Linked DNA regions of Homo sapiens: region 1 is linked to region 2. Evidence: chromatin contacts called from ENCODE Hi-C data. All regions are on one chromosome and are shown on one strand. The core of a region is the stretch at or near the end of the contact, and the rest is flanking DNA. Distances in the headings are between cores, read along the strand shown.

Region 1 (3,440 bases), core at 767-3,266, 420 kb before region 2:
GCATTTAAATTCACCAGAATGAAATGAAATTAAACTTGTAATTCACACTAGTCATATTTCAAGTGCCCAGTTGCCACAATGTGGCTGATATACTGAATGGCAGATGTAGAGCATCCCCATCATAGCACATGGTTCTATTGGAAAGTACTGATAGTAGCCCACTGGCCCCAGACTGGCCCAGGCAGTAAGGTGCTCCCAAGCTGAGGGTGTAACATACATCATGTCATCCTGCCATCTCACATCACATTGTATGTGCTGATGTGTTCATCTTTCCACTAGAAAACGCTTGCTCCTCAACTCCTATTTTTTAAAAATTTTTATTTATTTTTTTGAGACAGAATCTCACACTGTCACCCAGGCTGGAGTATAGTGGTGCGATCTCGGCTCACTGCAACCTCCACCTCCCGGGTTCAAGTGATTCTTCTGCCTCAGCTCCCCGAGTAGCTGGGATTACAGGTGCCCACTACCATGCCCAGCTAATCTTTTGTATTTTTAGTAGAGACGGGGTTTCACCATGTTGGCCAGGCTGGTCTCGAACTCCAGACCTCGTGATTCACCCACCTCAGCCTCCCAAAGTGCTGGGATTACAGGCGTGAGCCACCGTGCCCGGCCCTAATTTATTTTACATTATTTTAGGAACATGGTCTCACTCTGTTGTTCAGGCTGGAGTGTAGTGGTGCAATCACAGCTCACTACAGCCTCGACCTCTTGGGCTTTAGCAATCCTCCCATCTCAGCCTCCTGAGTAGCTTGGACTACAGGCACAGGTCATCACAACTGGCTAATCTTTTTTTTTTTTTTGTAAAGACGGAGCTTCCCTATGTTGTCCAGCCTGGTCTTGAACTCCTGGCCTCAAGCAATCCTCCTGCCTTGGCTTCCTAAAGTGCTGAAATTACAGGTGTGTACCACTACAGCAGGCCAAATCCTCATTTAGAATCACTTGTTAGCTCTTAGAGATCTGGTGGTGCCCTCTGACCCTAGACAAATTAGATCAGGCTCTCTGGGCATAGCACCTGGCATCAGCATTTTGTAAAAGTTCTCTGGGCAGGCTGGTTGTGGTGGCTCACGCCTGTAACCCCAGCACTTTGGGAGGCTGAGGCATGTGGATCACTTGAGGTCACGAGTTCGAGACCAGCCTGGCCAACATAGTGGAATCCCGTCTCTACTAAACATACAAAAATTAGCCGGGTGTGGTGGCACGTGCCTGTAATCCCTGCTACTTGAGAGGCTGAGGCAGGAGAATGGCTTGAACCTGGGAGGCGGAGGTGGCAGTGAGCCGAGATTGCACCACTGCACTCCAGCCTGGGCAACACAGCCAAACTCCGTCTCAAAAAAAAAAAAAAAGCCTGGGCAACACAGCCAAACTCCGTCTCAAAAAAAAAAAAAGAAAAAAAAAATTTCTCTGAGCAATCCCAGGATGTGGCCATTGGAGGGGGACAGAGAGTGAGCAGGGAGTCAGCACTTACTGCTGGAAAGGAAGGGAAAGCCCACATGTGAGAACAGTAATGGCTGCACAACAGCAAGAAGGAAAAGCAAAAGCAGAGTGGGAGACACACCCTGCAGACCCGATCTTGTTCACTCCTTGGCACAGCCCTTTGCTGACCCCTGAAGTTGGTGCAGAGGCAAGGAATGGGCGCTCTGTGTCAAAGGTCTGTGCTGTGGCTGCCCTCAGCACTGTGCAGAGAGGAATCCTGGAGACTCTCTACTGGGCAGGACCGGGGGGTGAGGGCCACAGCCCTGAAGGCGGGACACAGGCTGTCCTCCTGAGGGCAGGTGAGGAGGGTCACAGGCAGCAGCTACACAGACAAAGTCTTTGGTTCCCGTAGACCTGCCACCTCCACAGGGCCCAGACTCTGTCTCGTGTTACTAGCTGTGCGGTAATTAAGGTGCAATGCTGGCGGGGGGTGAGCCAGTCACAGAGCCTGACGCACAGGGGATGAAGCTGGGGCCCGAGACTCTGATGACGAACTCTCTCGGCCGGGGCCTGAGCACACGCTTCTGTTTAATGTGCTGTAGCGTAAGGTGTGTCGCTTTCCAGCAGAGGCGCTGACACAGAAAGGAGTGACCTCTCCAACCTTCCATAAATCATCAGAACACTGCAGAGTGACAGTGGGAACTCCAGAGATTAAACACGGAGGTGAGGCTGGCCAGGGATCACAAGAGGCCCAACACCCAGACAGTACGGAACCTGGGTGGGCACCTCGTCCGTTTTGTCATCCACAGACCAGAGGTAAGCTTCACCCAACCCTACACGAATTATCCACATGTCTGCATTTGGTGAAATCTGCATTAATGCTGTGTGATCGACCAAGCCTTGCAGCACCGTCTGTCCGGTTTAGATGAAACCCAGCTTGCTGAGAATGAGACCCATCATTTCCCCCTCCCTCACAGAGCTCCACTTTTCTGAGGGCATTTCGGTGGATTTTCACTATGGTTCTAGATGGAAACACATAAAACATCTCTCCCCAAGCTCACTGCTTTCCAGATCTCAAGAACAAAGCCCAAACCATGGAAATAAACACGCTGTTATCAGTGTAGAAGGAACACAGCCAGCGGAGACGCCTCCTCCAGTCACACCTGGACCACAGCGGGACCCACAGCAGCACCGCACGGCGCCCTCCATCACCTCTGAGTGAGTCCCCTGGGCCCCCCGCTTCCCAGCAGTGACTGAGAACACAGTTAACAGCAGGGTCTTGGATGGAGGAGCTACAAGGACACAGAAGCATGGACACGGTGGGGATGGCACCTTCCCCTCCGCCTCTGCCCACCCCACCAATACCAGCTGGCTCCTCCTCCTTTCACCCGCTTCGTCTTCCACTCTGTTTGTTCTTCCCTCCCCCTGTATGGGTTCCTCCCTCCAGGTGACTCCTGACACGGGTGGGGCCTGTGACGAGTACCCAGGGGGGCTGACCTGCTACAGTGTGAAATACCTAAAACTGGTCCCTCAGGCTATAGCTGAAGGCTGGCTTGTGTGTGCACCCACACCTGAAGCCTGCTCCCTGGGGAGTGTCCTCACAGCCCAGAGGCTACACACAGACGCCAGGCCCTGGGAGCCTGGGAATGGCATGCAGTCCTGCCACACAGCAGAGGGAAGCCCAGTGATTAAACATGGAGGTGAGGGCAGCCGGAATAACAGGAGGCGCAGCCACCTGGACAGCACAGAGGTGAGCAGGTGCCTCCTCTGTTTCATAACCCACAGTGGCTCCTCTGCTCAACTGTGAGTTCTGGAAGGCAAGGGATTGCTTTGTTTGCCTTCTAATCCCTTTCTCTAGCAAAATAGTACTGCCAAGTAAAAAACCCTCCAACAATATTTATCAAAAGGACAGAGATCAATGATATGAAGTCATGTACACGAAACAGAGAGCAAAACAAGCTCTGCATCTGAGTAACAGAAAAAGAAGAAAGAAGCAGCACATGAGTCTAGGTGCATGTGCACAAGGA
Region 2 (3,683 bases), core at 822-3,321:
AGTAGCCAGGTGTCTGGTCAGGGTGGGAGATCACGTCAGAAACCCTTCGAGAAAGTCATCATTCCTGTAAGGTAACACATCCCCATGGGTGAACTAGGGCACAGCCCATCCTGCAGAGGGAGGCAGAGGGAATAACTGCCTGTTTTTGCCTTGGTTCTGAAATAGCAATCCCTCAATCAATCAATCAATCACATACCTTCTGAAAATTCCTAGCCACTCACCCACACTCATTCAGATCTGGAGTCTGAATTCCCACTCTATGAATGGCCTCAAAACTTCCAAGACAAATATCTACATAAAGTAATCCCAAGTTGGCGCTTCCCCAGATCTTGGCAAAGGAAAGTGTCAATTCCCAATTCTCTCTGCAAAACACAACTCTAAGAAGTACAAGGGACTTGAGCTCCCAGTCAAAAGTCACTAAATATATGAGGAAGTAAGTCACCATGAGAAAGTCAGCAGAAGCTACAAACCACAAAATAAGTACTGCAAAAACAACAGGTATGGCAATCATCAGATACAGAAAAAAAAAAATCTATTATTACATTTAAAGAAATACCAGGGAATTTCAGAAAAATATCTAAGTGAAGAACAAAAGACTATAAAATCACTAGGTAGATCCTAAAAGTACCAAGCAAAACTTCTAAAAAGGGAAAATATAATTGATATTAGAAACTCAATGAATGACTTAAATAACGTATCAGATTCAAAGAGAAAATTGGTGAACTGGAAAGTAAATATTAAGAAATAGCACACAAAATGAGACAAACAGAGAACATGAAAAAGAGGTATCAACGGAAATAAATCACCAAGAAAGAAGACCCAAAATATATGTTTTTAGAACATCAGAAGAACATAATAGAAACAGCAGAGAAAAGCCACACTTTGTAGAAATAATGACCAACAAATTTCTAGAATTGATGAAAGACACCAATCCTTAGATTCAGCAACACCAAGGAATCTCAAGAACAATAAACAATAAGAAATGAACACTCAGTCTGCAAAACTCTAAACAGTGCCTGTGAAGCAGAATAACATACATCAGTATCAATCCCTGTGAGGGGAACACTGTGTACCTGTTGCTAATCCTAGAGGAACACTCAAAAGTCCTTGCATTTTCTGCTAAGGTTCCTAGATATGGCAGGCTTCCAGGTCTAGCAGGAGGTTTTGCACTAGCCCGGCTGTCCCAGTGAGTCTGGTGAGATGGAACTGTCACACAAGTCAGGCAAAGCAGATTTACAACTCACAGGTGAGCAGCAAAGATAAACAGAAGCCGAGGATCCATGGCAAACCAGTCCCTCGGGTTCAGGAAAGCTGCCCAGGGCAGATGGAGTCTTGTCTACACGTGCCTCACTTCGCATCCCAGCCGAGAGACCCTGAAAGGGCTGTGTTTTGGTTTTTATACCCCAGGGGCAACATGGTTTGCTGAGCCCAAGCTTTGCAGGATATCCTGTTCTAGGAAGATGTCCTGGATGGATAAATCCCAGCCTGTTTCAGATGGTTCCTGCTTATCTCAGGGTGTTGCATTCTCAGTACCTTCTCTCTGAGAATTGCAGGCAAGAGGGGAGAGAGCTGGGTTGGCCAAGAAAAATTTGGAGATTTGCCTCCTGCCATGCCTTCCCTCCACACCAAAGACACTAAAAGCACTAAAAGTCGATGGAAAGAAAAGCAGATTATCAACAAAAAGAATGACAATTTCATAAAATCAACAGCAGTAATGGTATCCAGAAAACAATACAACAATATTTTCAATATCCTAAGGGAAAGTTCTGGTTTTACGAGACTGCATAGGCTAATAACAACTGAGCCAAGATATCACCGACTTTTTACACAAAGATTTATTTTATGTTTGTCCAAAATCTCCTATTAATCAAGTGACTCTCCAGGACATTGTGTACCATACAGTGAGTGACTCATCAATCCAGGCTGCCTACATCTTGAGGCTCCACCATCTCAACACATGGCCTGCAGAATCACCAGAGAAGGAGAAGAGCTAAAGGGTCATGCTGGAGATGCTCACTGTGCCTCAGTCCAGAAATGACACCTGTGGCTCCGGCTCCCAGTCCATCAGCCAGAGTGACTCACAGGGCTCCACCCAGCTGCAAGGGAAGATGTTGCAGGGGAGGGGAAGAGCATGTGAATGTTCAGGAAGCACTGAAACTCCTGCCACTCTTCCAAGGACAAAGGCAAAGTAAAAACATATACTGATAAACCAAAACTGTTAGAATCTGTTACCAACTGATTCTCATGAAAGGAACTTCTTTAATAAGACAGCATTTAGGAATAGGGAAAATGATCCCTCCCACCAAAAGGTCGGAGGTGCAAAAAAAAGATGGTGAACAAAGAAATGGCAGCCATGTGAAAATTAAGTAATTACTGACTGTATCAAACAATAGCAATGATACTCAATTTGTAGGATTAAGAAAAAGCTCAAGCTGGAAACGAAATTCTAGACAAAAGCAGCATAATCCTGGAGGGATATGACTAACAGTACAGTGTTTTATGGTCCTTTTACTGTTCTAGAGGACTCTGTCAAGTTAAATATAGATATTAAAATATCTAGGGTAACCACCAAAATAACAGAACTAAAATGCATAATTTTCAAACTTTTAGAGGGAGGAAAAAGTGAAATGAGAGAAGAATAATTCAATCAGTCCAATAAAAGACAAGAAAGGATGAGGGCAGGGGGAATGGAGAGACAAGATAGGACAGGAGTACAAAATAAAATCATATGAATAAATAAAATTATTTTAAAATTATGGTTTTTTTATTTTTCTTATATAAATGAATAAAATTATATCAATAATTGAAACAAGTGTAAATGGGCCAAACTCTTAAACTAATAAGCAAAGATTATCATTCTTGTTTTCCTAAGTCCAGCAATACACTATCTATAAGAGCTGTATCTAATCACAATGAGTAAACACTTACGTGGTCCTCACCATGTGCCAAGCACTGTTCTGTTCTGACTACGCCGTATTTATCTATTTAATCTTCCCAATAGCCCAGTGAGACAGAGACTGTTTTGATAAGAAAAGTAAATCATAAGGACACTGTGGGAGGCCACGGCAGGCTGATTGCTTGAGCCTAGAAGTTCAAGACCAGCCTAGGCTACATGGCAAAACCCCATCTCTCCAAAAAAATACAAAAATTGGCCAGGCGTGGTGGCATGTGCCTATAGTCCCAGCTACTTGGGAGGCTGAGTTGGCAGAATCGCCTGAGCTTGGGAAGTTGAGGCTGCAGAGAGCCGTGACCATGCAGCTACACTGCAGCCTGGGCAACAGAGTGAGACCCTGTCTCAAAAAATAATAATAATAATAAAAGTTAATCATAAGGAAGTGAAATAATTTGCCTGAGATTAAATAACTAATGAGAGTGTGATTTGAACCCAGGAAGGCCCCTCCTAGAGCCCATACATTTAGCCTTTGTATTACACCACCTCTTAACCCCAGAAAGGGTGAAAACGAAGTAACACTGAAAGATATACCAGGTAATATTAACCAAAAGAAAGCTGACATCATGACATTTATATCAGACTTTAAGGAGAAAAGCATTATCAGCAATAAAGAGATAAAAAAATAAAGATCACAAGAAGATTTAATAATTCCGGGCTGGGCATGGTGGCTCACACCTGTAATCCCAGCACTGTGGGAGGCCAAGGTGGGCGGATCACTTGAGGTCAGGAG

Evidence for each region. A loop is a pair of places that touch in the nucleus more often than their neighbours do. Pooled maps may share reads with other maps.
Region 1: a loop to region 2 is called in a pooled map, with 4 times the contacts of the local background. The contact joins two enhancer-like sites. A Hi-C loop is called at or near these places in 2 of 37 single-sample maps with no recorded cell type and 10 of 50 pooled maps.

Annotation. Positions count from the first base shown.
Region 1 is chr1:230,267,092-230,270,531 of GRCh38, reverse strand. All of the region lies in intron 14 of GALNT2 (polypeptide N-acetylgalactosaminyltransferase 2), which reads right to left. It overlaps LOC124904542, which reads left to right. Exons shown (of 5, transcript XR_007066928.1): 2 at 807-897; 3 at 2,038-2,229. Among named protein-coding and RNA genes, the nearest start is that of PGBD5, 160 kb to the left of the region's middle. RefSeq lists enhancers at 1,288-1,796, 1,797-2,306, 2,307-2,815, 2,816-3,326 and a silencer at 1,823-2,052. Within about 2 kb of position 2,016, at least 9 of the 41 ENCODE cell types and tissues checked have a DNase peak (open chromatin) inside an H3K27ac peak, as active enhancers do.
Region 2 is chr1:229,842,364-229,846,046 of GRCh38, reverse strand. The region is part of intron 3 of LOC105373162 (a long non-coding RNA gene); the gene reads left to right. Among named protein-coding and RNA genes, the nearest start is that of LINC01682, 42 kb to the left of the region's middle. Within about 2 kb of position 2,071, at least 9 of the 41 ENCODE cell types and tissues checked have a DNase peak (open chromatin) inside an H3K27ac peak, as active enhancers do.